Linked DNA regions of Homo sapiens: regions 2 and 3 are each linked to region 1. The links are chromatin loops, found by intact Hi-C in ENCODE. Cell type or tissue: PC-9. All regions are shown on one strand. Each heading gives the region's core, and the rest is flanking DNA. Links, peaks and the distances in the headings are about the cores only. Region 1 has its middle 19 kb from the start of LINC00593. Region 2 has its middle 40 kb from the start of LINC00593. Region 3 has its middle 46 kb from the start of LINC02205.

Region 1 (10,508 bases), core at 2,754-7,753:
GCTTCCCTTTCTTCCTTGCATTATGGTAACTTGTGAGAATGGTGCACTGTCCTTACTTGTCTGACAGTGCCTCAGGTGCAAGGAACATTCCAGATTATCCCTACGGCTCCTACCAAGATAAATGACTAATTAAGTTGGCACCTCCCCTCCTGTCTCTCTGGGGGTCAGGCTGCCCCTGGTTGCTCCAGGCAACAGGATGGGCCAGAGAGTCCCATAACAGGGAAGCAAAAGCAATAGCTTAGTGAAACAGGGATGGTGACTCATCTCTCATTTCAGAGATTGATGTATTTGTTCACTTAGCAAATATCAGTGGAGGTCAAAAATATGCCCAACACTGTGCTAGGCACCAGGCACACAACAGTGCTGCATGGACCCTACCTCCCTGGAGCTCAACGTCCACACTAGTCAAACAACCTTCCAAATATACAACTACACACTGTGGGAAATTAATATGTTTGCAACATTCAACTGGCCGAGTCCATTACCAAGAAAAACAATAATAGGAGAGATAATGAATAGTCTCAATGTCAGACAATTGCAAATGCACACAGAATCCAGATAAGGGGCCAATTGGCCATGACTCCTCCCATTAGTCCTTTTCATGTGCCTTTGAGGCTGCCTCCAAGGAAGTCCAGACTCTTTCCTTCTCAACGTGTTTTGAGTGGTAGTCTTTTGCCATAGCTCATTTGCAAATATCTCTTTTCATAGCTGCATAAGTACGTGATAAAGTAAGTGTTGTAAAATCTTGATGGTAGAATCAGAGTTAAGGGTCAGCAAACCTTTTCTTAAAAGGCCAGACAGTAAGTATCTCCCACATTTTGCAGGCCGTATGGTCTCTGTTGCAACCACACAACTCTGCAGTTGCATCATGAAAGCCGCCGTAGACAATTCATAAACAAATAGGCCTGGCTGTTTCCAGTGAGATTCTATTTATGGACACTTCTATTTGAATTTCATATAATATTCACATGCCACAAAATATCATTCTTCTATAGATTTCTTTTCTTCAACCACTTAAAAACCATTTAAGAATCATTCTTGGTTTGCAGACCATACAAAAGTAGGAGGTGGGCGGGATTTGGCCGATGGACCATAGTTTGCCTGTCCATGATCCGGGTGGTGGGGATGTGGGTATTCTTTCAATTCTTTGAGGTATTTGAAATTTTCCATATAAAATGTTGGGAAATTGTCTTTTCTAAGTCAATGGCTTGTCTTTTAGCTTTGTTTTGATGTTTCATTATTTAAAAATAATTTTTGGGGGGAGCATGCTATTTATTTGTAGCCAGCTAAACTTGCCAACCTTTTCCTTTGTGGTTTGTGATTTTGTATCTTGCTAAGGAATCTTTCCTACCCTGGCATCACCTAGCTATGCTCCTATATTTTCTGTAATCCAGCTGGAATTTACCTGTGTGTGTAATGAGAGCTCAGAGCAGAACCGTCCCATTTCCACGAGGACACTCAGTCACCCTGTGCCCTTCGTTACTGGTAGGTCCTTTCCTGCTGATTGGGAAGTTTGTCTCAGCCACCTGCCGGGTGCTCTGCATGGATAGATGTGACTCTGGACTGTCTCCCTGTCCCTTTGTCCATCGCTGGGACACTTCTCTTTGTTCCTCTCCTCACCGGGGATGGCGACAGCCTTCCTGCCTCTGGTCAGGAGTTCTCATGGTCTGCCCTGAGAGGGTCTCAGGTCTTTAGGTCTCAGATAGGCTTCAGGGAAGACCTTGGTTATGCAAAGCTTTTTGTATAGCATCACTTTGCTGCTGTATTAAGCTGACGTAGAGACTGTCCTGACTTTACTCTGTCTAACCAGTGCCCCTCCCCACCAGGGGCAAGGAGGAGGAAATAAAAGCAGGGATTGAGGTGAGAAAAGGAAGCTCTGGTCTTTCCACAGAAGAAAGCCACCAGGGAGCCCTCACCGCCCCCTTGCAGGCCATATGGAGCTGTGAGGGACTGTCCTGCACCTCCTGCCTCCCCCATGGAGGGTCCCAGGCGGGCTGCTTTCCTAGGGCCCCAGTCTCCTCGCCTGCGAAAGGGAGGGATGAGCCTGGGCTTCTTAGGTCTCAGAGCCCACCAGCATTCGGCCTGACTCATTGAGGACCGCCCCTTTCAGTCACTGACCTCCTCATAGTCTCCCCAGGGTTTCTCCTACCTCAAACCTCCCTCCTCAGGGCACAAAGCTGAGCATGACGGGCCTCTGTGGTGGGAGCGACCCTGTCTTTGGTTTCCTGGCCTCTCTGCCATCCCTTTGTCCTCTTGAATTCAAAGCCCTTCCTCCCATCCTCTCCTCACCCCTCAGTTTCTCCAGCAGCACCCACATTCTTTCAGTTTATCCCCTCTCCACTGCCCCCCAACTGAATGTGGACTCTCAGGGGATACAGGCAGGACCCTGATCTTGAGGTCCCAACTCTGCCATGAAAGTGCCCTGTAACCTGGGAGAGACCCTTCCCTTCTGCAGGCTTGTTTCTCCATTTTTCTCCTGGTAAAATAAATTTTTATCCAGAGGATGTAAAATTTCAGCCTACAATTCCAGCCCTGAAAAAGTCCTCATTGCAAACCTGAGCTCAGAGCAGCCCTCCTTTCCCCTCCTGCAATAGGCCTTCCCTTTCCAGACAAGCCCACTCTCTGCAGCCATTGGATACTGGGGAGGGAGCTGGGGGTAAATATGGACTCCCAGGATTGTCTTGGCCAGCCTCCTTCACCATCGCTGCATCCCCTTGGCTTGCACCTAAATTAAAACAGGTGTCTGAGCTCACGAAAACATCCTGGCAGAGTCCAGCTGTAACACAGGAAGGGAGGCAGCCACCTCCATGGCGGGGGGACACATCTCTTTATCCTGTTCCCTGCACCTTCCATTTAATTAGGCAGTGGGGTCTCTGTTGCCAAACCCAGCCCCTCCAACTGCCAGACTCATGGAAACTCTGCTTTGTAATCACAAAGAAAATATTAGAAGGGAGGGCCACTCACAGCCTGGGAGCTCCTGGGGGCTGGCTGCCACCTCCGCAGCTTAGCTCCCCATTCGAGGCACCCCATCCTCACTGGTTGCCTTCCCCTGAGCACCCGCATGGTCCCACCCCACATCTTGGTTCCCTAGTGGGGTGGTCATCCCCCACATGGGAGGGGATCTTCTCATAAGAGTTCTGGGACAGGGCCCAGCTAATCCTCTTCTTGGGTGGAATCAGAGGATTTGAGTCTTTGATGCAATTCTTTCTGGGAGGAGGAAGGGAGGGGAAGCTGTGCTGCTGAATGGGACAGAAAATAGCCCAAGCAGGCCCAGTGCAGACCCCAGAGGGGAGCACTGATGGATGACCCGGCCAGAGCAGGGGAGGGGACGCCTGCTCCTGGGGTTTTTTCAGTGTTAGACTCAGTAGTTTTCAAAAGATAGAAACTGGAAGAGTCGTTGAGGTGTGATTAAGACGGACCTGGATTCACTTCCTGCTGCACACGTAAGGAGTTGTAAGACTTTGGGGCCTGTGTTTTACCAGCATTAAGCCTCGGTTTTCTCATCCTTGAAGTGGGGATAAGAAGCATACCCCCCTTGCAGGGCTGCTGTGAGGGTTAGAATGAGAAAGCGCCACACAGGCTTTGTATAACATTATCATCACGTGTTAAATTTGGTTTCTCTTGACTTGTGTTTCCAACCTTACAGTAGGTACTCTGGGTGCCCTGCAAGGAACAATGAGAAGGGCATGCTTTTGAGATCCTCAAGAGGAAAAAGAGTGGAGTTGGCCCATGCAGGGATTAGACTTCAGTGGGTGGGTCCCCAGGCAGTGAGTGTTCTCACCCAGCTCCACCATGGCACAACTCCAGAAGGTATGGTCCTGGGAAGACTCGAGGAGGCTGGCGCTTGCTTGGCAGCTGCCTGCCTAGTGAAGACCCCATGCCCTTCATGCAGCCTAGAGGTGGGGAATGGCTGGGAGCCCGGGGATCTTAGGAGCTCACCCAGAACAGTACCTGATGGCCTGCCTCCAAGGCCCCTCCTTCAGTTCTGGAAACACATGAGATGCAGGAACCTAAAGTTCCCTAGTGGGGAGGGGATAAGGGATGGGATGGCAAGAATAACTGATAAAACTCCTCACCACACTGGAATGTTGAACCACAGACTCAGATTTAAGATGACGGGAATAAAGAAGTGTGTTTCTTATACATCTGCACTTAAGGACTCAGATTCCTGTTAGCACAGACAGAAAGTATTTATTAGCAAGCCCAGAACAGAGTAAATTTTCAGTACATGAGAGCGATTCTCAGGGTTCCTCTGCAGAATGGGATATCACAGTGTTGATGTGAGGGGTAAGGAAGCTGTTTATTTATTTTCAGTACTTGGAACAGCCTGGCACATAAATAGCATCATGGAAGTATTTGCTGTCAATCTTTAATTATTTAATTTCAGTTCACTTCCTCCTTGTACAGGAAGGGCTCAAGGACTGGAGGGCTGTTTTGCTGAGGTTGAACAAGGGCATGTGCTGAAGGACCTGTGGTGTTCCCACCACCACATTAGCAATGCCACTGTTCCAGATTAATCTACTGCATGGCACTGGTGGAGGGTCAGTAAGCATCTTTGGGCAGCTGCCCACATACCTGGGGGGCAGAAAGAATTCAGTGGAACTGGCGATGATTTTAAATAGGATGAATTTGTCCTCCAAGGTGGTCGTGGTTTGACCTCACGTTGGCTGGGGAGAGGGGGCAGAGAGTTTCGTATGCCTTTGCCATATGCTGTCATCTGTCAGTGCTCAGAGGGGGCAAGTGACCTGGGCCAGGTGGTGCCCTGAATCAGCACCAGCCAGGGTGAGACTTAGGATGATAAAGAGCACTGGAGGCGAGCGAGACACCACCCTGCCTGTCTGCAAAGATGCCGAGGAGTCCAAAGAGATGGCATTCAGGCGAAATGGAGACACAATCTGAGAATTAAAACCCTTAGAGTGAACCACAACCAGTTTGGAGCCTGGAGGGGAGCAGGTGTGGCAAGGGGACTAAGGTGTGAGCAGGTAGCATCTATATGTGAGTCAGGCTGCTAGGACAAAGCCAAGCTGGCGATTGTAAAAGAGGAGACCAGACGCAGGCAGGGCCAGCCCTTAGGAAACAGTCCTTACTCTCTCCTAGCTCTGCGCCCTGGGCCCCTCCAAGGCTCAGCTGACTCAGCCAAGTCTGTGTCCCTTCTTAGAGCCTAACTCTGTTCCTCAGCCCTCCCGCCCAGTGACACTTCGTAGGACTCATTGCCCAGGAATCCTGCTCAGTCATTGCATTGCCCGGCTCTGACCTGGGATTTCACAGATCAGTGACATTCAAAATGCAATATAATGGGACACCAGCATAAGAGGCCAACTGTTTCCTTTGCCAAGTAAGGTCATTTTCAAAACCTCATTATTCCCATTGTTCTATAAATAAGGGGATTCTTTTTTACTATCTGAATATTGGAAAGACATAACCTTGGAGTTGTCCTTGACGACCCTTCTCTCCCACCCACATCCAGGCTCTCAGCAGGCCCCAGCTGCTCTGCCTAGACTGCATCCAGGTTTGGTTGGGATGCTCTTTAAGAAAAAGAACGTCAAATGCCAAAAAGAAAATTAGACATGAGACTGAGTATTAGAGTAAGAAATCACAACACATCACAAATCACATTTTAAAAAGCTGGTGAAAACACAAACGTGACAAAATCCAGGAAAAAAAAACCTCACTATATTTCATTGTGTTCACTGATATGCCATTAAGACACTTTTTTCTTGTATTTTTGACTGCATAGTCTTTGATTCTTCTCTTCTTATGTCAATAATTTTGTGTTTCTTTAAATAGAGAGAATAGAAGGCCCGTTCTGTCTTCCTTTTGGGATTGGCCATGGCATTTTATTTTATATTATTGATCATTTGGAGAACTTTTCTGTCAGCTTCATAACTCATTGCTCTTAGGTAATGCAATTTTTAAGACTGATGCCAAATTTGGGAAACCGTCTATCAGATTCTCTTCCTATATGAGCTGTCAATGTATCGTGCGTTCATAATTGCATGCAAAGGATTATGGAGTGTATTCCAGATAGGAAAGAATTTTTTTTTGGCCAGACAGCGATGAGAACCAGATCCCCCACTTAGAAGTATACATAGCTGATGACAGCAAGAATTTTCCTTAGACAAGCTTCCTGCTCACTACATTCCAACCTTGTTTCTCCCCTACCAGGTTTGAATGTAATGAGCAGGAAGCCCGTCTAAGGAAAATTCTTCCTGATCTTTCTGATCCACAAACGTAATTTGGTTTTATCAAAAACTTCCTGCATTCTTCTTGCTTCTCTCACTCCGTTGCAGGCTGCAGTGAAAGCAGACTTCCTTGATGAGTCGGGGAAGTGGATGATATCCCCGAGACCCTGGTGGCTAACCCTGGCATGCTGTAGTATCTTTTCAAGATGATTGCCTTCAACAAGGGAGAAAAAAAATTCTTCCCTGTGGAATTCTGAGCACAAGGAAGACTGGCTGAGGGGAGAGTCCGTAGGGGGAGAGGCCTTGCAGGGCATGCCCACCGGCTTCCTGACCTGCCTGCCCCCACTGGCTCTGCCCTGGGCAACTCTGCCTGCTCCAGCCCTGCAGCCGAAAGGGCCACAGGGATTCACCCAAGAACTTGCCCCATGCCTGGATGAGAAGCCTCAGTGATCCCTGATGATGTGGCCATGAGTTCAGGTACAGTCTCTCTCCACCTCCACCCCCAAATTTTGGAGAGTGATTTCCAGGTCTCTTCTTTTCTCTAAAAAGTAATAATAAGGCATTCTCGCTTGGGGAAAAAATGATTAAATTTCAAATTACTCTGCTTGCCAGATAAGATTGAAATCTCTGCATCCCAGCAGGCCGGAGACCTGTTTTGCACACAGGAAGCTCCAACAGCAACTTATTTGCCACGTAGCGGGTTGACTGAAATGGAGCAGCGTGTTTAAAACTGCATTAAGGGCGGCAAACACGGTAATGAGGGCATTTGTTATACTGTAAGGAGGTTTCCAGAACATGGAAATTACCAACATGGCGATTATGATTGTGAACTCGGTGAGGGAAATCAAATCCATCCACCGCCCCTCTTCTCCTCCCATTAAAAGGCAGAGAGTGAATAGGAACAAGAGGCCTTTCAGGGTCTTTGGGAGGGAGGAGTCCTGGAAAGTTATTAAACACTTTAATAATGCGGGGAGTTGTGGCTTCAGCTCAGGTTTATGGGGGCTTTGATCAAATCCAGCCTCACAGCAGGGCCTGGTTCCCCAGGGAGACCCAGGGGAGAAAAACCACAAGGCAGGAAAAGGCTGGCTGAGACCAGCCTCAGATTTCAAAGCTCCGTGCAGAGGACGTATTGTAACTGGCTGGTGGTTCCAGTTTTCTTCCAAATGGCTTGAGGGCAGGGCCCAGTGTCTCTTTGCCATTCAGACTTGTCACCAAACTCAGACTGGAAGCAAGTGTGTGTTTGTGTTTGTGTGTGTGTGTGTGTGTGTGCATATGTGCAGAGGATATGCCAAAATCTAATGATGGGTATACATTGTTGACAGTTATGTACAGACAGGCCTGTGTGTGGTGTCCCCGCTCATACTTGAAAAGGCATCATTCCCAGAGTTGGTAAGATTGACATCTAATCACCACAGCCACTCAGCTTAATGTACTTAGCACCTTTGAGCCTCAGTTTCCCCATCTGTAACCTTACATCCCTTCCTCAGGAAAGCTTTCCTGATCACTCACACTAGTTGAGGTCCCCTGACAGCAATCCTGCATCTCCTTTAAATGGCATTTCTCACTCACACCCATCTTTCCTGAGCAGCAGCAAGCTCTGTGAGGCCAGCACCCACACAGGACCAGCCCTCAGTATATATTTAAGTCCCCCATCTCAAAAAGCTACTTTTATTCAAAAAAAATTAATTTTAGGCTGGAGAGAGTCTGTTTTAGTGAATTGATAACCACAGTAAGCATTGATGACAGCGCAGACATGATGGCACTTTTCGTTATGCCCCTGTACTTTGCATCAGGACTGGAGCCCTCTAACATTTACAGGGCCAGGAGCAAGAAGGTAAGTAGACATCCCAGCCCATGCTGGCTCCACCCCACTTTCATGCCTGTGGATATTCCCATCTATAGTCCATCTCCCCTGACAAACAACCACCCCTCGAGCCACCCCTTGGGCCCAGGGCCTGCAGTCATTGGTGGTGTGGTCAGACCTCAGGGAGACAGATATAGAAGAAGACTCGCTCAGGCCCAGGAAGCATGATTTGGGGGTCCTGGACTCCAGCTTGTGATCTAGAAGGAAAAGCCATCAGCTTGGAGTGAGCAGGGCCCCCTTACCCATGGATTCGTGGTCCCCTTCCCTAGTGCACTTCTATGCAGTGCAATGATGATCTTTACTTCCCCTTTATCTGTATATCCTGTGGACTCCTTCCCCACAGGGTGCAGAGTGGCCAGAGGTGGCCCTGGCTCCCCTTTTACCCATGGATCCTATGGACCCCTTACCGCCAAGGTGCGGTGTGGCCAGAGGTGGCCCTGGCTCCTGTTGCCCAGGTCTCAGGGTGGTGCAGACTTGAGCACAGGGAAAGACACCACTCCTTCCGCATCATTCAATCTGAAAATGGACTGTGGAGCCTAGCAGCTTCATATTGGTCGGTCATCCCTTTGGATTGAACATTGGCCCTACAAAACTTCTCTTTTCAAATGCAACTCTCTCTTGCTGTCCTCCCCATCCCTCTTTTCCCATGCAGGGAGTGGGACAATATACCAGGCCCATTTCTGGCATTGAGGATGGAACCGGGGCAGATGGGAGGTAAAGAAAAAGGAGAAAACGTGTTTTTTGTTTTTTGTTTTTTGTTTTTTTTTTGCTAACTCTGAGTTGAGCGTTTCAGGAGTGGCTTGGGTTGCCAGCATTGGGGAGTGTGACGGAGCCAATGGGCCATGAAATTTCAGAGCATCTTGTGGTTGAAGTGGAGGGGCACACCAGGAAGGGGCAGCCACTCTGCAGTTTCACTCAGATCCTGGCTGAGACCCCAGCCCTCACCTCCGGGAGCCTGCAGTTGTGAAGATACGTTCTTTCTAAATGTGTCTCTATATCTAGGCACATCTAAATATGCTTAGCATTTGACCTGCACATAACGAGAGCTCAAAAAATGCCTACTAAATAAAGAAATAAACAAATGCAAGCGTGAGGCCAAGGCCGGCTCCCAGCATTGCTGACCCTCAGCCCACCATGTGTCTCATCTTCTAGGCAGGGCTTATGTTCCAAACCAGCCTGGCATCCTCACATGTGGGACCCTCGGCCACAACCCAGCTTCCTGTTGTAAAGATAAAAGGCTATTTAACATTTCCTGTAAATTGCACTTAGGCTCCGGATCAAAGGGTCCCGCTGGGACTGCTATTTCAAACCTCAGTTCTCTTAGTGAGGAGCTCCCCGAGCCAGGGCGGTCGATACTGACAGAGGGAAGCCTCTGCTGCCTGTGGGGGTGCTCAGGCAGACATACTAGGCCCTTGCCCCCAGGGGCTTATCCCAAGGGGTTGGTCACCCCATGTCCATTAGAAGTGCAGATCAGGAAAGGAGGGTCTCTGAAGGCCATCACTCAGGTGTCAGGGAATGAAGGCAGCCAGAGCGGCAGTGAAGGACACACAGCATGCTGCCCAGGAGCAGTCCTTGAGTTGCAAACCACAGAACAGCTTGGGACTGGATGAGGCAGGGTCCTTGCTGGAGAGATGGCAGGAAACTCACAGGAGGGCCCGTGGCTGAGAACCAATCTGAGAAACAGAATGAGAGCCAAGCCAGGCTGGTCCTGGAGCTCCTGGCTAGGGAAGCTGTGGAGAAGGATGTTCTTGGACCTGCCCCTACACTCCTGCTTCTCACTGGGCTCCAGTGGCAAAGCCCTGGGAGGGGTGGGAGCTGGGCTCAGCTTGGGGCCTGGGCCTGCCCCTAGCTGGGGTGAGCAGCCCCTCCCTCGAGAGCCCCTCCGAGCCTGCACCAGAGGGAGAGCCTGGGGGCATCGGGCAAGGAGGGTGTTCTCTGGGCAGCGAGGAGATCAGCATGGGCAGGACTCAGGCAGGGCCTCTTGCTGGGGGCTTGGCCTCTTGCTGGGCACTTGGTGTCTTGAGACGGGCTCCAAATGGTAAAAAGCATAAGCACCTCCTCCTTTATGGTTTTATGAGCAAATGTGTGATTTCCCCCACTGTTGTTTTGGAGACTGTTGAAAGCCTGCTTCCATGTAACCCAACACAGCCAGCTTTTCACTACTTTACCCCTCTCCAAGTCTTTTTTCACCTTCTCTTTCCCCTGGAAAAGTGGAACAAATTAGGCAGGCAGGTGATGGGATTTTATGCACCCAAGTAGGCCAAAATAGAAAAACTATAAAGGCCAAGCAGTCTTCAACTCTAGGTACCCAGAGGATTCCTTTACTATAGAACAGCACCCAGTTAGTTGGTGTGTAGGTGCTCACACCTGTGGTCTCAGCGCTCAGAGGCTCAGGGAGGAGGATCACTTGAGCCCTGGAGTTTGAGGCTGCAGTGAGCTGTGATTGCGCCACTGCACTCAAG
Region 2 (10,508 bases), core at 2,992-7,991, 58 kb before region 1:
GGACCACCAGAAAGTCTTTGGACTTCTAGCCCAGTGCTTCCTTGGGAGGCTTTTATTGGGAGGTAGAAGATACTGCACTGATGTTGGGATTTTGGTCCAGGTAGGGCCAGCCTGGGCTCAGCTGTGAATTAGATGAGAGTGTTTTTGGTCATGCACTCCTGCCACTTCTACTTTCCCACATCCTCCTTTTCCCTCAGAGCTCTCACCACCACCACCCCTGATCCCACGCACATCCTGCCTTCATGGTGCATCTGAATCAAAGACCCCTACTATGATGACCAGTGCTCCAACAATCTCTTCCCAAGCTACTGGGGAGAAGCGTCCGCTAAATGAATTCACAGAAAAAAAGCCAACAACTACAACATTATGTAGCAACCTCTATTTAACCAACAGCTCCAGAAGATTGTGGCACCTTACCCTCACAGAATAAAGCCCTGATAGCAGAACTTCGAACACCAGTAGGTTCCTGGAGACAAATGCTGGGATGGAGTCAATGGAGGGGAGATGTGCACTGCAGTCTGAAAAATCATAATATTGTAAAACCTCAAGCCGCCCGTGGCAATCTCTTTCTCCAAACTTAGGTTGGAATGAGCTTAAAGCATTTCCACAGTGGTCACCTGGCTTGGTTACCTCTACTGTCAGGGAGCTCACTACCTCACGAGGCAGTCCATTCTGTCTTGCCAAGCTGCTCACAGCTTCATTGTGTAATAGCTAGCATCGCCTGTTATTTCCCAGTACTCTACTGGTCTATCTGAGGGTGGCTGGCTGGGGTTGACTGTGCTCCAGCTGCAACAGGTGTGCATGTCTCCCTGTGACAGCACAGAGTCAGCCAGGCATCCTTACGCCGGAGCGCAAATATTTGTCGCCTCTCCATGGTGGCGGCAGTCGGCCTACCTTATTTTTCCACGTTGGAAGGATCCTATTATAGCAGGTCTTGTCTCGAGTTACATGTCAGAGTTCTCTGACATCAGGTTGTATTTAAAGGCTCAGCGCCGGGACTGTCCCCTGCCACACCCCACCAGCCTTGGCTGGCTTTATGTCCCCATTGGTTTCTTTTGGTCTCAATTGAGTGTTATGCACCATGAACGGTGGTGACACAGGTCTGTGACCTGGCCCTGCCCTGCAGTGGTACACAGCACTGTTTGGGAGAATATACCTGCAGCAGAGACACCAAACCAAGCAAGAACAAGTGAAGGTCATATAAAGCAACTCTGTAACTATCTTTTCATGGTGTTCAGCACACTCTATACTGGGGCCAATAAAGTTAAATCAAACAGAATTCAGTGCATCAAGATTTGGTATAGGCAATAGGTTCTGGGCTGGGTGGTGTGGCATGGAAGGGCAGATATCATGGGTTTTAAAGAGCAGTTAGAAGTAGTTATGCAAAGAGAAGTAGTTCAGCTGCTGTAACTGAAAGGCCAAAACAACAATGTCTTAAACACAACAGAAGTGTATTGCTCCCCCGATAACAGTATTAATTTAAGCAGTCCAGGGCTCCTACGGCAGTTTCATGGTTTTGGAGACCCAGGCCCCATCCACCTTGTTGCTCTGCCATTCTCAATCAACAACCTTCACCATACGGTTCAAAACGGCTGCTCTAGAGCCTGCCATCTCATCACTATTCTAACCTACAGGAAGAGGAAAAGTAGAAATTGAAGAAAAGTCATTCCCATTCAGGACAGGCTGACCCAGAACTGGTACGTGTGACTTCCAAACATATCTCATTGATAGAACTTCTTCTTGCAGCCACTTCTACCTCCACAAGGAGTCTGGGAAATGCAGTCTTAAGTTCTATCACTGAGGGGCATGCATGGGGAGAGTGCATTATCAGGGGTAACCAGCCAACTTTGCCACAGGGAGGAGCCAATCCCAGGCATCCAGAAGACTGGAATGAACTTGGCTTGGGCATGTGGGGATGAGGATCTGAGTCTGCAAGGAACTCGTATAGGGCATCTCAGAGGAAAACCCTAATGGAGAAGTGGTGGACTCAGGGTCTTAATTACTAGGCAGGGCTCCAGAGATGATAAGGGGACCTTGCTGAGCATGGAAGTGAACTCACAGAATTCTGCGCCTGAGCTTTGGTTTATAAATAGACCTGCTTCTGGTAGGTTGAAGTCTTTAAAATTGTACTCTCTTCTAAATTAGCCTGGGGGAGAGAGGTCAACAGGGGTTTGCAGCTTTAAAAAACCTTGTTAGTCCTTTTGCAACTCAGAGAGTTCTTTGGTCAAAGAAAGAGTTACTTGTCCATTGATCTTTTTTGTAAATCCCACATCTGGTACACCTTTTTGGGTACAAGATTATACACCTGTGTGATGACTTTTACTGCTGGGAAGGATCTGCTGGGGATATTTGTTATCTCATTTTATCCTTACATCAATGTTATGAGATCAGCGTATGATCCCTGTTTGAAAGACACAGAAACTGAGGCTTAGGGATTTGTCCAAGGTCACCCAACCCCTTTTGCAGTGAAGCTAAGCCTTTTGTCTCTTTCCACTGCAACTCTCAAGAAGCAATTGGCTATCTGTGGCAACATGTCCAAAAATATGGAACGGTAGAACACTAGACCTTCACATGGACCTATGAGAGAAAGAAACAAATCTGTGGTCAAATAAGACTGGGAAATGAGGCATGTTTATCTAACTCCTCTCGGAGATTCACAGAGCACAGGAGAATACTGATGGTTCTGATGAATCCTGCAGGCTTTAAGTCATTGTTGGTTTAAATCATTGTTTAAATGTCTCTCTCTGACAAGGTTCCTCCAGCTGAAAAGGGTAAGAGGTTGACGGCTAGGTGACTCCAGGTAAAGTCTTGGATTGTCTGACCAAGTTGCTTATCATCTCTGTTGGGGTTTTGGGGAAAGGATAAACAGCATTTTGGTACTTCTCCCACTTAGTTCAGAACAAATTGGGAGATTGCTGGAGGGGTCATTCAGATGAAGATCAAAATATCAGCACCTCTGACACGTGCTACTCAGACAGGGATGCTCGGGTCCCTGGGAGGATGGACTCAGCACATCTTCTGAGTCAGCTTGGCTTAGCCTTTTCCTCCCTGACGCAGAGCCAACAGGCTGATTGCAGGCCCACCCTCAGAGGCTGGGCCCAGGGCACCTCTCAGCAGGCAAGCAGATCCCCTGGGGGAAACTCAGAGCGGCAGAACTCCTTCACCCAAACTCACCATTCAGGTAAGTTGCTGCTTCTCCCAACATGCTCCCACCCCTGGTTTCCTTACTTGGCACATAGAATTAATGAAACCCATTCTTTCTGTCTACAAAGGTTGTTAGCGGGGTGCCACAAAAGGCAATGGGGAAATACACTGAAAAATATAAACTGTTAAATTACTTTATTCAGGTATCAGTTCTCATACTCTTCTTATAAGGCTGATAGTTATGTTAAATGATTGATTCATTGATTCATTCATTCATTCAACGAAGATCTCATTTGTGAAGCACAACCTAGGTGCTGGTAGACAAAGAACAGCACTTCTGCTCAAGGAGAAAGAAAACGTTGAACTCCTATAGCCCAAGCTCCTGTCTGCAGACGAGGAAGCAAAGTTCAAAACAATCAGGGCCTCCCCCGGCGGCTGGGTTGGCTGGGGCGACAGAGCCACCACTCACCCCCAACTATGTCATGCTCCGTCCCACCTCTGTGCCTTTGCTCACTCTGCCTGACACCTCAAAGGCCCTCTCCACGTCTCTCCCTCCACCCAAATTCTGCCTATTCTTAGAGACTAGCTCCAGACCCGTTTCCCTGATGAGCCATTATATATTTTGGTCCCCCTTTGCTCGGAACTCACTGAGCCCTTACTATCTGCTGTGCTCATCTTAGCACTTGATTTTCTCCAATGGTTTTATGGGGCTATGTGTCATCTCCTCACTTACTGCCCTCTGCCCTGTCTTGGGTGCAGGAGGGGTCAGGGAGGGCTGTTTGCTGATGGCCTGCTGATGGATTTAGCCAGCCAGGGAAGGTGGCAGGCTGACGAGGATCTCATTTTCCCCTCTCGCTGACATGTTCCTAATTCGGCCTTATGAGATTTTTCTGAGATGTCAGCTGTGCTGTTTGGAGCTGGGCTGCAAAAGGCAGTATGTCCAGTGGCAAGGGGAATGGCACGTGGGAAGGGCTTGGCAGAGGGCAGGGGTGTCTGCCGCCTTTCCCAGCCTCCAGCAGGGTCTCGGAATGTTCTGGCCCACTTTGGAGTCTTAAAAGGACATGTTGGGATAAAAAAAACACTTACAGAGATTTTTGGAATGTGGGCCACAGAGAGAACATAATAGAAGGCCAAGGCTAAGGTCCTCCAAGGAGAATCACACGAGACCTGAGGGGGCCTGGGGCCGGGTGCGTGAGGACACATTCTCATGGGATGCCATCTCATAATGAGTGCCAACAGGACAGCTGGCCCCAAAGTGGCATTCCCCAGAAATGACTGCACTGCACTGGGTTTTGTCTCTGTGGCCTGTGACAGACCACTACCCTGTGCCTCAGTTTTCTTGTCTGTAAAAAGGGACAATTGGACTTCATCAGAGGCCACACATTAGTCTCAGGTGCTTTCTTTTTAAATTTGAATTCTTTCTATATTTAAAATGGGAATGTTTTACATTATCATTGTATTTTCTGGCTGTTCTTAAAAAAAAAAAACAAAAACGAATGTCCAGAAATCCTGCGCCTGCTCAGCAATCATCTGTGTGGCAGTCATCCCCCAAGTCCTGGCTTTCCTTTCCCTTGATGTGACCTTGTGTTCCCCTTGGGCATTCAGGCTTGTCCCCAACCCTTGCCCTGGCCACACACTTCCTGGGGTTCCTTCCAGCGTGGGCATCTGTGGTTAGGAGTGGACAGTGGGACGGGAGCTCACTGGGACAAGCAGTGCCTAAGGGCCCGGGCCCTAGGTGCTTAGCACGGCGCCTTCACTACCCACTGAGTGACCCTGGGGAGCCACCTCCCCCGTGCTTTCATTTTCCTCATCTATTAAAAGAGGGAGGTGGTTGAAACCATCAATAAGATCCTTTCAAGCTCTCACTTTTGATTCAGGCAAAAATGCCATTTGCCTGAATGAAATGGAACTGTGATTTCAATGCTGTGGAATGTGGCCGTCCCAGCCCTTGAAAACTTCATGACAGAGAGTGAGAGAGAGAGGAAGGAAAAGAAGGAAAGGGGACCCTAGCTAGTAGTGAGGTCTGAGCAAGTATGTGGCTCAGGCCGACCTGCTGAGACTGCTGGTGGGGTTGAAAGAAGCAACCCAGTCTCCTGGAATTCCTTCCAGGTCAAGGTCTTGGAATGCCTCCAACCCCACCCTTTCCAGAAGCCCAGGGCTCTAGGTTAAAGCTGAGGGTGTACAAATCAAACATTCACAGGGGTGGAGGCACAGCCAAATTTTTGGTGTACTCCGTGCCAATGGAGACTTCCTAATAAGTAGCCAGACTGAGGGAGAGTGTTTGGTCATCACGTGAGCAGGAGGGGCCTGCCCTGGGTGTCAGGAGACTCTGCGGTCACTCCAGCTCTTTCCTAATTGCTATTATTTTATTTATTTGGACTTCAATATTATTGACACCTCAATATTATAAAATAAATATTATTTTATTTATTTGGACCTTATTTATTTCTCATTTGTCAAACGAGCTTGAAGCAAACAAGTAATCGAGTCAACCTGTTCTATCTGACTCCTAAGAGGAAAAACAGGAGAGAACAGAAGCCAAATTCTTGGAAAGAAATGAATGTCCCACCAGGTGGCTTGTGGCGTTTCTTGGGAGAGTCCTCTCTGTGGTTTCTGTATCACATTTTCTCCGGGACAGTCTCACTGGCTCAGTACCATTGGGGGCCTGCCTGGTTCAGCCCCAGCAGACAGAGGGCTCCTTACTAAGCCTTCCAATCAGAGGGGCGCCCGCAAGCAGACAGAGACCTGAAGAAATACACACCACTCAGGGACTCAGCACAACCCACACACTGCTAGCTCTGTGGTCTCCTTAACCTGTACAGCATCCTCCCTGCCTCGGGTACTGAAGAAGGTGGGCAAGATGTCCCCTAGCTGCTGGGGAGGACCCCCAGAATCTTGACAGGCCTTGGGAATAGAGCCCTCTTCTGCAGGCAGTCCTTGGGAAGCTGGACACAGTGAGCTACAGAAGAAGTTTAAAGATCTGTTAGAGGCACAGATGTATCTAAATTCACAGGCAGTACTGTGAAGAGGCCTAGAAGGATGCTGGATTTAGGGGCCTGGCTTTGAAGTCCTGTCCTGATGACAGGGTACTGGTGGCCCATGATTTCATTTTCCTGAAGCCCCAGTTTCTGTACCTGTGTAATGGGGAAACACGCCTGCTGGCCCCCGCACAGCATCGTTGTGAGAAGAGATGGAAGAAGGTAGCTTTCAGGCTGGTTGGATAACTGCTGCCAATGGGAGCATGGAGTTGAGCAGCTGAACTTTTTTTTTTTTTTTTTTCAGACGGTGCCTGTCAGTCTCATTCTTGTTGCCCAGGCTGGAGTGCAATGGTGCAATATCGGCTCACCACAACCTCCGCCTCCCAGGTTTAAGCGATTCTCCTGCCTCAGCCTCCCGAGTAGCTAGGATTACAGGCATGTGCCACCACGCCCAGCTAATTTTTTTTTTTTTTTTTTTTTTTTAGTTGAGATGGGGTTTCTCCAGGTTGGTCAGGCTGGTCTCAAACTCCCGACCTCAGGTGATCAGCCCGCCTCGGCCTCCCAAAGTGCTGGGATTACAGGCGTGAGCCACTGCGTGCCCGGCAGCAGATGAACTTTCAATCGGAGCAATGGTATGATGGAAATGCCTGGGTAGAAAGGGGCTGAGAATGGGGGAGGGAAAGAGAATTGGCTGGATGGAGCCCCTGCCCCATCTCTGTCCCAAGGAGGCTATCAGTAGGGGAAGTAAGAGCCAGGGCTCTGGGCTCTGGAACCAGGCTGGCCTAAGTTTACATCCAAGGTCCCGAGAAGCTACGTGGCCCCAGGCAAGCTGTTGTACCTCTTTCAGCTTTTATTGCCTCTCTGTAAAATGGGGACAATATTCAGACCTCACAGAGTAGTTTGCAAGCTTAACGTGAAAAGGGATAACATATATAAAATGTCTAGTGCAGAGTCAGCACATCATACATGTAGCTGCTGGTATTTTCAACAACGTTTTGCTGTGGCTCACTTCTTCCAAGCAGGTAGTTCTAGGCAGCCCCCAGCCTGAGGATGGGTCCTGGCCCACAGGGAGGATGTGAAATGCTTCCTGGCTGAGGCAAGAATGACTTCAGCATCGGGTTCTGCCCGTGGCTGGAGCTCTGTGCTGCTGCCCTGATGGCTTCCTTGGTGTTGGGGTATCTGTCCTGCCTTGACCCCTGGCCCTGGCATCCCTCATTCCTGACCTAACCTATTCCTTCTTGACTCCTGGGCCTTGCCTCAACCATCCCCTTTTCAGCCTGCCTTGGTGGTGAGTGAGAGGAACTTGGGATCCAAGGCCCTCAATACCCTAGCCTTGAAGGAATCCGTGGAGGCTTACCGGTCTGTATGAAGCCAGTCTAGGGCTCCCCGAGGTGGTGCCTGTCCTATATCCCCTAATTTCCACCCTACAGGCAGAAATGAACTCACAGCTGATTTCTTCCCACCTGAAATTGCTCCTGCAGGCAACCCTAACAGGATCACTTTGAATCCCTGTGAGCTGCTCCTATAGCATCATGACCAAGGGCACAGGTCAGCTCTGAAGCCAGACTGCCTGAGTTTAAAATCCCAAGCCCATGACAATCTAGCTGTGTAACCTTAGGTCAGTGATGAAATTTTTGTGCATCTCATTTTCCCCACCTATAAAGATTTACCACATAGAATTCTCATGTGAATTAAATGAGATAATACAGTTCTTGGCACATAGTACATGCTCAATATATTCATCGTTATTTTCACTCCATTCCTCTGCAAATATCCACCTTAGATTTATGTCCAAATCCCTTCCCACCATCCCATGTTGGTGCTTCTTGGAGGGCGTGGTGCTCCCATGAACTCTCAGTCCTTAGGCCTGAATTTGAAATGTCTGGAGACTGACCTGGAGAGAAAACGAAGGGTCTGAATAATTGAATGGGAGGGATCCACGAAGGCCAGAGAGTGCGCTGGGGCAGCTTGTCTCCTTCTCAACTGCATTCACTCACCTGGATTGAGAAAGCAGAGATGCTGCCAGCTTGGGTAGAATAAGACCTCATCCTAAGGTCCCTCCCTTTGGATACACCACTCTTTCTCTCTGCAAGAAAAGAGAGAGAAAAAAGGTGAATTAAGCACACATCTGAGCCAGGTATGAGCAAGAGGCTGTTTCCGGGACCCCTTCTCCCTCTGACAAGCATCTAAGTTTCTGAGTAAGGAATTGCCCCAAAGACCCCTTTCATGTGCTTAATCCCCTTCCTAACTCAGACCCCGTGTAACCAGAGATACATGTTCATGCATCACCTCTGTCCTCAAGTTTATATCAGTGGCTGCTTCTATCTGGTGAGAAGGTAGAGGGGAGGGGTGGCCTTCTTGTGAGGCTCCATGCCTCACAAGTGCGGCAGTGTGGAGAGGCTGAGCAGGCTCGGCAGGCCAGCAGCACCCTGGGATGGCAGGCCTGGCAGGGCTGGTGCCATGGCAGCTGGCTTCAGGCCCACATCTCCAGTGAAGGCCTCAGAAAGCTTCTGAGCCCACATGAGGTGACTGGACTGGCTGCAAGGAGCTGTGTGAGTAGGAATTGGCCAGGAAAAGTGAACCCCCATTGGGCAAATTCTGGTCCCAGGCCTGGCTGGATCTTGCTGTGGGTGAAAACTGACTCTCTGAGTCTGGGCTGCAGAGAGAGAAAGAGAGATCAGTGAGATGGAGCTTCCCCAAAGGCGTGCATGGCTTCATCACAGCAAATCCTCAGGACGCCCAGGGAGCGCTCACTTCCCTACAGCCTTGTTGACACAGAACATGACATCCTCCTTCTCTTCCTCCCTTTTCATCTTTGCCAAGGCCATATCATTGTTGTTTTACTTTGCGCTTGTTTGGTTTTTCCTGCAGTTGTAAGTATTTTTTCCAGGTTTCTTGGCCACTCCTGTGACTTCTGTGAATTGCTTGCTCATCGAGACTGACCTTTCTGTGCTTGTTTTTGCTTTCTCTTCCCTGGATGAAGTAGTTCCTGGCTGAATGATGACTAAGAATTGGGTGAGAATGTGAGCATCTTACCTTCCAATGAGGTTCCTAAGATGGAAGGAAATGGGCCAGTCAGCCTGAAATTCTGGGAGTACATGAGTCCCTACTCCCTACAGGAAGAGGGGAGGGATAGTTTTCCTTTGAGAGTTTTATTGGGAGATTGAATAACCACTACAAACAAGTATCATTGGCTGAGCCAAATGATTCTGGTGGTTTTTCTGATGCCTAGATTCCACGAAAGATGGGGAATTTGGAGGCCCAACTCAGATACGGCTCAGCTTCTAGACCTGAGCTCGGACCTGCCCTAGAATTAGGGTAGGGAGACTCAGAGTCAGGGAGGCAGAGGAAAAGCAGACTCTCTCTGCTCCTGGAGCAACTGTGACGACCCCTCCACCTGGAGCCTGGCACGCCCCCATCCCAGCTCCAGGCACAGCTGTGGCCCCCTGCACATTTGCTGTCCGTTTACCTTTCCCTTGAAGTTTTCCTGTTTCAGAAACGTGGACCACCACAGCTAGAGAGGTCCTTAAAGGTCTCCCGTAGTCAGGACAGGAGCTGAGCAAAAAGAGAAAAAGTGAGAACTAAGATGAGCTCACATCCATATGAGCACATTAATGCACTTGTGTGAAAAGTTAAATATATGCATGCAGTATATCTAAAAACAAAGTGATTATTATTTTTCTACAAAATATTTCCTTCCTCCAAATTGTCCTACTAGACCTGTTTGTTAAAGAATGGTGATGTGGTGTTGGAGACTCCATGTGTGCATCCTCCCGAAATTAATATGCTGAAATCCTTATCGCACTGTGATGGTAGTGGGAGGCAGGGCCGTTGGGAGATAATTAGGTCATGAGGGCGGGACCCTCAAGAATGGGATTCATGCCCTTGTAAAGGGACCTCAGAGGGCTCTCTAGTTCTCTTTCTGCCATGTGACTGCAGCAGTCTGCAACCTGGAAGAGAGCTGCCATGCCAGAACCCTGCCATGCTAGCAACCTGATCTTGGACATCGGGCCTCCAGCACTGTCCGAAATAAATGTCTGCTGTTTTTATAAGCCACCTATTCTATGGCACTTTGTTACAGCAGCCCAGACTAAGACATAGGGGATGGGAATCTTTTCATCCACCCCTATTTTGCAGAAGGGGAAACTGAGGCCCTGAGCAGGTACACAATTGCCACACACAGCAAGTGGCATTTGATCCTGAATTTTCTGCCTTTGAATTCAGGTCCATTTCTATGATATCTGGCTCCAGTAATTGTACAGCCTGGAGCTGCTTCTTGCCTATAGGAAATATTCTTCAGGATTGAATAAAATAAGTCAGAAAACAGGCTATGTTAGCAAATGCACAGTCAAAGGGGTATTTCCATTTCACTCTGACCTCCTTCAA
Region 3 (10,508 bases), core at 3,145-8,144, 610 kb after region 1:
AAATGGTGAATTTTATGTTATGTGAATGTCAGCTTTTTTGTCAATTTCTTTTCTTTTTCTTTTAATAAAAATTTTTTGTCCTACTATGTTGCCCAAGGTAGTGTCAATCTCCTGGCCTCAAGCCGTCTTCCAGCCTCGACCTCCCAAAGTACTGGGATTACAGGTCCAGCCCGATTATTTTTTCTTGTTGTCATTAAACCTGTTCCTCCATACCCTGTAAATCCTGTGATCTGAAAGTTGGGACTAATGCCTTAATTATATCAGGCTAAACACTTTGGCAAAAATACCCACAGGTGATACTGTCTTCTCATCACCTTACATCAGGAGGCCTGAGATGTCAGCTTGAGAAACTAACAAAGGATACTAAGTCTGAGCATGTGGCTAAACGCATGACCATCATCTCTCCCTATTATAATGGTACCTCTTCCCCTTTGTACTTAGTAAGTAATCTGGGGGGAGTTTCTTTGCAACTGCACAAATATCCTGTTCCCTAATAACCCTTCACCCAGTGGTATTTAGCATCTATTGATGATCCTGCCTGAATCAAGAGTTACATTGGAGGTTGCAAAATGGTGGCTTTCTGTCTCATTCCTTCTACACGTATCAGGTGGCGTTCTTTTGCAAAGAACTTTCCTCCTGCCTACTTCCCTCCCCCACCCCCCCAACATACACTGTGAACTCATGAATTTTCTATTTGTTTAATGCATTTTAATTAACTATAGTCATTCTTGTTTTGTTTTGTTTTGTTTTGAGATGGAGTCTCACTCTGTCACCAGGCTGGAGTGCAGTGGCGCTATATCAGCTCACTGCAAACTCCCTCTCACAGGTTCAAGTGATTCTCCTGCCTCAGCCTCCCCAAGTAGCTGGGACCACAGGGCCCACCACCATGTCCGGCCAAGTTTTGCATTTTTAGTAGAGACGGGGTTTCACCATGTTGGCCAGGATGGTCTCGATCTCTTGACCTCGTGATCCGCCCATCTTGACCTCCCAAAGTGCTGGAATTACAGGCATGAGCCACCAAGCTCGGCCCCCTTACAGTCATTCTTTTTGATGCTCAGTAGTCCCAAAACTTAGTGAGGCAGATCCCTCAGTCAGCTTCCGTGTCCTTTCCATGTGACCTCAGTAGTTTTTAAGCATATCCTTCCTTCTTGGGACCATAAGACATCCCAGGCTTGACATGGAGCTTCATTTTCATGGATCTGGAGTCAGCCATTTCTGCAGAAAATTTTAGTTCCTCCTGGTGGGTAACAGCATTTAGAAATCAAGATCTGGGTACTAGCTGGTCTCTCTGCTCCTGGGCTGTTATTGCGTCAAGGCTTTTTCAGTGGACAGAGTTAGGAAAAATAAAATGAGCTCATAATTATAGAATCTGTTCAAATTTAACATCCGGGTGGGTTTTTATTCATTTTCTTAAAACTGTAATACTTGAGTCTCTTTTACATAGAGAATCTTGTTTCCTAATATATTCTTATTTACTAGTTTATTTTTTTAATATACATAAACTTCCTTCAAAATTACCATATCATTACTATTTATCATAAACCTACTAGGTAAAGCTTAAGACATCATTGTAGTTTTATTTGTCCTTAAAATATATCCCACCACAGATGTATAGTTAGGGTATTTTTTTCAAAATTATTTGAATAGGTTTTTGGTCGTGTGTGTGTGTGTGTGTGTGTGTGTGTGTGTGTGTGTTGGTGTTTTTGTTTGTTTTGCTCTGTGGTTAAGCTCTCTAATTTACAATTAGGTTTATTTGTTTCTCTTCGTGCACAATTTGGGGAGGGTTTCTTTTTCCTATTTTTTAAATTTGATTTAATTTTTTGAACATGTAAATCATGTACAAATTATGTACAAATGATTCAAAACACAAAACTATATTTAAAATCCTATTTGGAGACATTTCATTCCCATGCTAATTCCCTCCCATCCTCCTCCATTAGTTTCCAGTTTATTCTTCCTGTATTCCTTTACGTGTGTGTTATTCATGTGAGTACATACATAAATACATACTGTGGTTGCCTCTTCTTTCTTACAGAATTCATGAAAGAATTTACCTGTATGACTGCATTATATGAGGTACAGAAAGAAACAAATGTAATCACTAGTGATAGAAATTAGAACAATGGTTGCCCTTGGGTATTGACTGGAAAGGAGCCAAGGGAACTTTCAGGAGCAATGGAGATGTTTTATGTCTTGATGTGGGCAATGATTACACAAGTTATATCTTTGTCAGAATTCTTCAAACTCCACACTTGAGACCTGCATATTTTGCTGTGTGAAAAGTACATCTCAATTAAAAAGACAATAAATTAAAAGAACATATATAAAGAGCTCCTAAAATATCAATAAGAGGATAATAAGTATCCTGGAAAAATGTGCAAAGACTATGAACAAACAACTCATTAATGATGAAACATGCATGTCCAACAAACAAATGAAGAAAGATGTTCAGCTTCACAAGTAAGCTGGGAAATGCATGCTCAAACATTAAGATTTTATTTTTACCTATCAGGTGGGCAAAAGTTAGAAAAGATTAATAATATCAAATGCTGACAAGAATTCAGAGAAATAATAACTTTCATGTACTATCAATTGGTGGAGGTTATTGAAAGGCAATTTGGCAGTGCCTATCAAAATTTAAAACTGCATGCCCTTTGATACTGCAATCTGACTTCTAGAAACCTATACAAAAGAAGTTATTTAAACTATGGTATTTCTGTACCATAGAATGAAGTGGATCTATATACACCAATATGAAAGGACCTATAAGTGAACAAAAGCAAAATGCAGAATAATATATAGCATAGCACAATCCCATTTATATTATTATAAAACCTAAGTGTATACAGCTACATACATACCTATATAAGTATTCAGAGAGTGCACAGGAAAAATGTACCTTAAGTATTGATAGGGTTACTTTGGGGACGGGGGGATGTGAGGGTGTTTGGTAAAGCAGAAGTTTCTCATATTGTATTGTATATTTTTAGTATTGCTTTTATTAAGTCGGTGCACATGTAATTGCAGTTTTTGCCATTACTTTTCATGGCAAAAGTTGAGCACACAGTATTACTTTTAATGGCAAAAGTTGAGCCCACGGTATTACTTTTAATGGCAACAATCACAATTACATTTGCACCAGTTTAATACAATAAGAGTGTTCCAGCTGGGCACAGTAGTTTACGCCTGTAATCCCAGCACTCTGGGAGGCTGAAGCAGGTGGATCACTTGGGCCCAGGAGTTCGAGAGCAGCCTGGGCAAGTTGGCAAGACCCCATCTCTACAAAAAACTGAAAAATTAGCTGGGAGTGGTGGTCTGTGCCACCACTGTAGTCTCAACTATTCAGGAGGCTGAAGTGGGAGGATTGCTTGAGCCCAGGAGGTCAAGACTACATTGAGCCAAGACTGCACCACTGCACCCTGCCTGGGTGACAGAGGGAGAACCCAGCCTCAAAAAAAACAAAAAAATAAAATAGTGTTCCTGCATTCTTGGTGTAATTTTAAAAACAAACAAAAAAGGTTTTCGGCAGTCTCTAATGCTAAGGATTTGTTAAGGAATCACTAAACACGGTTAGTGCTTAATAGATGTCCAGCATCATGGGACGGGGTGAAGGAACCTAAAGAAGTGGGTCCCATTCAAATCCCTGTACATTTACCTCACCATGATCATGAGGTATGAATCATTCTACATACAGTCACTGCTGTCATCCAACATGCACTTGAAAACATTTGACAAACATTTAAGTGCATAAGGACAGGGTCTCACTCTGTTACCTAGGCTAGAGAGCAGTGGTGCAATCATGGCTCACTGCAGCCTTGACCTCCTGGATGCACGCAATCCTCCTGTCCTGGCCTCCCAAAGTGCTGGGATTACAGGCATGAGCCACCATGCCCTGCCCATTCAAATGTATTCTTATGTGTGTGGCAGGGATAGGGAATCTTTTCCTGAAAGTTAGTAAATAACATGGGTTAACCCCTTATCCAGAACGCTGGGAACCGATGTGTGCTGAAAATCAGAAATATGATGTTAGTAGGTGCCACTGTGCAAAATCTGTATGTTACACAATACTCCTAGCATTCTGGGGAAGCACCTTGCAATCAACACACAACATTTCCACAGCAAAATGCATGAATATTTCTACTGAATATAAACACTACAAATAGTCACAGGTCAGTTCAGTTCCAGTTCTGCTGCCACGTGAGTTTGTGCCAAATTGACAAAATAAATTTTTGGTTTTGAGAACTCTTGGGATCTTGGAATTGTGGATAAGGGCAAGACCCCTCACTAGGCCTTTCCTTTTAAAAGCCATTTCTGATTGCATAATGCTCTTTCATTTCAGTCTGTCCTGTCATAGTTGAGCACACAGTGGATGAACCCAAGTCAAGGGAGCAGAGCGGTGCTGTCCCAGAGGCCTGGCCTTAGTCATGTGGAGTGATTTCCATCTTTGGACTAACTGTATCATGAATAGGAAGGCTAATTGAGGGCATGGGCTGGGTAAGATGGCGCCTTGGGAAAGGACACCACACCAGGGTCAGTGTGTGCTGAGTGCAAAACGTGGCTTTTGGTAGCCAGGTAACTGCCTTTTGTAGGGATGGGTACACGCACTGCTGTCAGCCAGCTCTGGCTAATTCTAACTGGATTTACAGAGCCCCACCGGGCTGGCTTGATGAGTCCCTGAATTAAAAACACCTGAGTGCCTGGTACCTGAGGTCTGTTTTGCACATACAAGAAGCATGGGAAAAGGTGTGTGCTTGACATACGCTCCTGGACTCCAGAGTAGAAGACCAGGAGAGAAGAGGAGGTCAGAGGTCATTTGCACTTCCCTGCCAGCCGGGTGGATGGAATCCGCCTATTTCCACAGGGGACCTGGTTTGAGGATTTGAGGAAAGTTCCGATCACCAGCATTTGGCCTCTTTCTGTTTTTGTCTCACTTCCAGGACCTGATGCAGGAAGCACACTATGACATGGTCACATGCAGACACACGTGGTGCAGGATGGACTAACCTCAAGCTCCACTGAAACCCTGGCTCCCGGCCGACCAGCCGTGGCCAGTGACCACGTGCAGTCTCCGATCTTCATTTGTGCGTCGATGTGGGGAAATTCAAAGTCAGCATGTGAAAGTCAGCTCTAGGGCATCAGGATTTAATGCGCAAAATTTTGCAAAATTTCGCAAAATATTTCACACGAGAGGGGGGTTTGAGTTGACGCTACCCACGTGGGTGGCGGCCTGGGTTGGTGGTGCCCCCTGGTGGCTGGCAGGAGCAAACGCAAATCTCCTCTGTAGAGAAGTGTTTTGTCTGATTTATCAAAGAGAACAAACAAACAAAACACTCAAAAGGCCGGTGCGGTGGCTCACGCCTGTAATCCCAGCACTTTGGGAGGCCGAGGCGGGCGGATCACGAGGTCAGGAGTTCAAGACCAAGCAATGAGTCACCATTAGCAAGAGTGCAGATGCAGAGCCAACAAGCAACAGATTGAAACCAGGATGTCTTAATGTAAATGCTATAAACATTTCGGACCAAAATCCTTTACTGTGGGGATGCTTAGCAGCAGCCCTGGTTTCTACCCACAAGATGCCAGTAGCATCTCCACTGCCACCTCCAGTCAATGCCACCAAAACTGTCTCTAGACATTGCCAAATGTCCCCTAGAGGAAAAAACTGCCCCCAGCTGAAAAACACTGATTTAGATCGTCAAAGACTTCAAATAATACAATAATCAGATAGGTTATAAAATAACAAGGTATTAAAAAAGTAAATGATGGAATAGAAACAAAGGATCGAGGAATAAGGGACAACAAAATGTACAGGCAGATGTTTATAAAAGGATCAAGTAGAACTTCTGGAAAAGAAAAAAAGAAATCTTTGAAATTAAAAATTAAATGGATGTGCTTGACACACAGATAAAGAAAGAATTAATGAATGAGAAGAGAGATTTGAAGAAATTACCACAAATGCATCAGGGAAGCCAAAGAATGGAAAATTTGAGAGACAGGTTAAAAGACAAGGAAAATATGAGAATGGTTAAGCTATGATTAATCTGTGCTCCCTCAAAAAAGTAAAAAGACAGTGGGAAAGAGGCCATATTCGGAGAGATAATGCCTGAGACTTTCCAGACCCACATATGCAGGAAAACTGAAAGATTCCAGGCAGGATGAAAGTGCAGGTTGTTGTGAGTTGCATGTATTAACAGAAAAGTTGAGGACTGGCTTGGGTGTGGTGACTCCCTCCTGTAATCCCAGCACTTTGGGAGGCCAAGGCAGGTGGATCATTTGAGGTCAGGAGTTCGAGACCAGCCTGGCCAACATGGTGAAAACACATCTCTACTAAAAATACAAAAATTATCTGGGCATGGTGGCATGTGCCTGTAATCCCAGCTGCTCCAGAGGCTAAGGCAGGAGAATTGCTTGAACCTGGGAGGTGGAGGCTGCAGTGAGCCAAGATTGTGCCATTGTACTCCAGCCTGGGTGACAGAGACTCCATCTCAAAAAAAGAAAAAGAAAAAGAAAAGAAAAGTTGAAGACTGAGCCTCCAGGGTTCCTCATTGAGACTGAGGCACAAATTCAACCCAGGGATCCATGGGAGGGCCACCCTGGCATCAACAGCAGGGGCCATGGAGTCCTCAAAGGGAGAAATCACTGTGGACAGCTGGCCAGAGCACAGCCTTGAAGGATGGGCTTGTCCAATGATGAATCAAGAGACCTTGGTCTGAGCCTTGTATTTTACAGGGCACCCAGGAGGTTCCCTGGGGATGGAATTTAGAAGGGTGAAGAGAGTGAAGAGGAAATGGGATGGTGTTCTAAGCAGGGAGGAAAGCATGGGCAAAGGTGTGGAAGCTAAACACTTCCTGAGCCAAAAGGGAGTCCTGTTGGGTCATACTGGGGAACACTCAGGGGAGTAATTAGAAACTGGATTGGATGAAGAAGGTAAGACCAGGCTAGGGAAGTCCCTTGAGAGAAAAGCAGAGGCTTTGGACTTGAAACTCGAGGCCAGGCATTGGCAACTATAGCCTGAGGGCCAAATCTGGCCCACTGCCTATTTTTATAAATAAAGTTTTATTGGAACAGAGCCACACTCATTCATTTGGTATCATCTATGGCTGTTTTTGAGCAACAAGAGTGGAGATGAGTAGTTGTGGCAGAGACCACATGGCCTGCAAAGCCTATAATATTTATCCTCTGGCCCTTTACAGAAAATGCTTGCTGGCCACTGCTGTAGGTGGGCACAGCCAGTCAATGAGGCTTTTCAGCAGCCACCAAGATGGTAAAGACAAGCCTAGCAGTGGCTGAAGGACAGGGTGTATTCTAAGAGGAAGGAGAAAAGTGCCTAACTTCTATTGAGTTCCTGCCCTATGATTTTCCTTCACCCACATTATCATTGTTACTTCTCCTAACCACCCTGCCCAGAAGCTGTTACTATCTCCATTTCAGAGATGAGGAAAATGGGGTCCGGAGAGGTTAAGTGACTTACTCAAGGTTACCCAGTGCTTCAGGGCAGAACTGAGATTTAATTTCAAGTCGGTCAGATTCCAAAGTCAACGTTCTTCCCACCACACCTCATTGCCTTTCAGGGCACTGAATATCCCAGGTGGGAGGGGACAGCCCCAAGTCAATGAATTGGCTACTGTGTGTCACAGCCTGCAACAGTCCAAACTGGGGAGATGGTACGTGTTTCACTTCCCTGAGAACAAATGTAGAGGCCAAGTCTGATCTGCAGAGGGGACTTCTGCCCAGGGTTCTTCCAGCAATTGCTCTCAACTTGTTCAAACATGGACTCCACCCTGTCCCCTCCACCCCATGCCTCCGGAGGCACTGGCTCTGCCAGGAATGCATATCGTTCCATCTTCCCCCAGCCTCATCTCACAGCCAGATGCTAAAGGCAGTTGGGAGATACCATCTCCCCATCTACAAAACACACACACACACACACACACACACACACACACACAAGGGTTGGAAGGCCTGCATGGTGTCACCCACAAGAGATGACCCAGTTGATTTGCAGTGAAATTGCAACACAGCCTCTGCTTCCACCCCAGCTGATCCTAAGCCCTGGAGCAGAGGGGAGCTGGCCTTGTTTCCACCCCTAGCCTGGCTCCTGTTCCTCTCGTGACTAATTCAGATCCTCATCTGACAGCCACCCATGACCACTTCATCCAGAGAGGCCCCAACAGACCTGCTTCTTGGTTTTGCGGTCAAACTGGTTCTTGAAACTTCCCCAGAGGTCCAGCAGGGTTTACTCTGTCTGTGGGGAACTGTAACTGGCTGCCCCTTGGGGTTGAGCTGGTTGAGGACTTGAGAAACCATGAGAAGGAGGTCAGGAAAGTACAACTTCTACCTGAGACCTTGGTTATCTGTATGGTGTGTAAGACAATAGGAATCCACCCAGTAGATCCCAATGGATGGGTCTGTTCCTTATCAGCTCCCCATTGGCCCAGAAGCCAGGCCAGATAAGCCTCTGACCCCAGTGTTTCTATCAGGAAATGAACACAAATATAGGCAGACAACCTCCCCAGAGTAGGTGGGAGGAACCCTGTGACCCCCTAGGCTCATTGGCTGGCTCTAACGAGCAATTGCTACACCCTCCTACTCTCTTGCCTTGGGAAACAGTTAGAGTTACCTGTCAGCTCCAGGGGAGACTAGACCCACACCTACTCATGAGCTGGGGTGTAGCTCTTCTGGATGCAGAGGGAGAGGACAGAATGAGAGACACCTGCCCATGCTACCCACCAGCCTTCCTCAGACATGGTTGCCAGCTCCTTGTCACAGCCCCACTTTGTTCTGCTGTGACCACAGTGTGTGCTCACATAGGAGAGTAGAAGGAAAAAGACCAAGAGAGGATAAGGCAAACAAGATTTCATGAGCATCTATTATGTGCCAAGCTCAAAGCTGGGCACACACAAGCATCATCATTTTTTTTCCTTATGCAGTGACACATCCATGATTTTTTAGACTCTGCGTGTGCATCATTAAGACACAGCATAACATAAACGTGAAAGGCAGCTGCAGAGACAGCCCTTCCTAGATCCCTGCTCTGCTGCTAACTATCTGCGTGGTCGCAGTTTACACATCTATCACATAGGAACTAAACAATAATAATTATTTCATACGGTAATTACAACGATTGAATGAGGTCATTTATATAAAGTACTTGGAATAATGCCTGACACATTGAGAATAAAATAGTAGTGTTAATTGTGATTTTTTTTTTATCATTACCCTCTTTTACAGCTGAGGAAATCAGACAGGGCTAGTGACCTATGTAAGGTCACACAGCTAGAAAACCGCAACACAATTAGCCAGGCATGGTGGTGCACGCCTGTGGTCCCAGCTGCACCAGAGGCTGGGGTGGGAGGATCCCTCGAGCCCGAGAGGTGGAGGCTGCAGTGAGCCATGATCTTGCCACTGCACTCCAACCTAGGTGACAGAGCGAGATCCTATCCAAAAACCAGCCAAACAAAAGAGAAATGGCAACACTGGTATTCATATCCGGGTCCATCTGATACCACTACTCCCCATTCAAAGATTTTAGTCCTTAAGGGTCAAGTTAAGAAGAGAAGCTCTGGAGTCCTTGAGCCCCAGAGCAAGGCCCCTGCAAAGGCAGCTGCCAGAGACTATGGCAGTCCCCAAAGAAGGGAGAGAGTCATCTTGATAAAGTCATGGGGGTAAGGCACTCTAGAAGGGCCTTGGGACTTCTCAGTAGTCCCAGGGCAATGGCTCTGGAAGAAAGCCATTTCCAGAGGTTGCCCATCCATGAAGACCAGCCAATGATTATGCCGAAAACACTCAGGGAGACAGCTCAGCAAGGCCAGTGGGTGGTGAAGGGCAAAGTCAGTGGGTGGTGAAAGGACCCCTGACCACAGATAAACATAAAACCCCACTGCCCAACACCAGAGCAGATGCATGACTAGCACCCACCTGTAAATGGTGGTAGCTGAGCATTGTATCACTCAAGACCAAAGTGGCAGAAGCCACTTCTGGTGAAGCATCCTTCCGTGGCAAGCCCACATCTAGACACAAAGTGGGCCAGGTGTCTGGAACCTAAGGGGAGCTTCCCAGCTCCCTGAGTATCCATTTTTCCAGCTGTGAAATGCAGATGATCAGACCCAGCTTCCAGGGCAGTTCTGAAGACTAAGGTTGGGTATACACAAGACAGAGTAGAAGGTAAGGTACAGAGTGTGATTAGCTTTCCTCCATGCATATCAGGGTGCTGGTAAGGTGTACTTGTGACCCTCTGCTCACCACTGTGCTCCTAATGCTCCTGCCCAAACCTGCTTCCCATTCCTTCAGAGAACTGGCTTCAAGATGGGCTTCTTCTGAGCTTCTCTCAATGTGACCCCCACACCTAATGGAGAATAAAACTGCAACTTGAATATCCCTGGACAGGTGTAGCTGATAGTTTTGTCTCCATGTTCTGGGGACCAATAAACATAAAAACCCTGACTTCCTCCAAAGATACTGAGTTTTCCATCATCAGTAGGTTAAAGGCAGAGGCCAGCACCACTTAGAGA

What was found. Peaks named below come from ENCODE experiments on the same cell type or tissue, not always from the same donor. Only the 100,000 strongest peaks of a DNase experiment are listed, where the experiment ranks them.
Region 2: a loop joins it to region 1, with 3 times the contacts of the local background. A loop is called at or near these places in 2 of 110 quality-filtered maps.
Region 3: a loop joins it to region 1, with 4 times the contacts of the local background. A loop is called at or near these places in 3 of 110 quality-filtered maps.

What each region holds. Positions count from the first base shown.
Region 1 is chr15:69,848,565-69,859,072 of GRCh38, forward strand. No RefSeq gene overlaps it. Among named protein-coding and RNA genes, the nearest start is that of LINC00593, 19 kb to the left of the region's middle. RefSeq lists enhancers at 1,505-2,020, 4,427-5,626. In PC-9, for the core only: no CTCF peak of the experiment used is centred there; DNase peaks (open chromatin) are centred at 4,087, 5,117 and 6,237; H3K27ac peaks cover 3,039 bases.
Region 2 is chr15:69,789,980-69,800,487 of GRCh38, forward strand. No RefSeq gene overlaps it. Among named protein-coding and RNA genes, the nearest start is that of LINC00593, 40 kb to the right of the region's middle. RefSeq lists enhancers at 4,316-4,818, 8,460-9,659. In PC-9, for the core only: no CTCF peak of the experiment used is centred there; a DNase peak (open chromatin) is centred at 5,232; H3K4me3 peaks cover 828 bases; H3K27ac peaks cover 2,180 bases.
Region 3 is chr15:70,455,131-70,465,638 of GRCh38, forward strand. No RefSeq gene overlaps it. Among named protein-coding and RNA genes, the nearest start is that of LINC02205, 46 kb to the right of the region's middle. RefSeq lists enhancers at 4,939-5,008, 5,182-5,681, 7,723-7,802. In PC-9, for the core only: a CTCF peak has its summit at 5,233 (motif pointing left); DNase peaks (open chromatin) are centred at 5,351, 7,631 and 8,131; H3K27ac peaks cover 2,076 bases.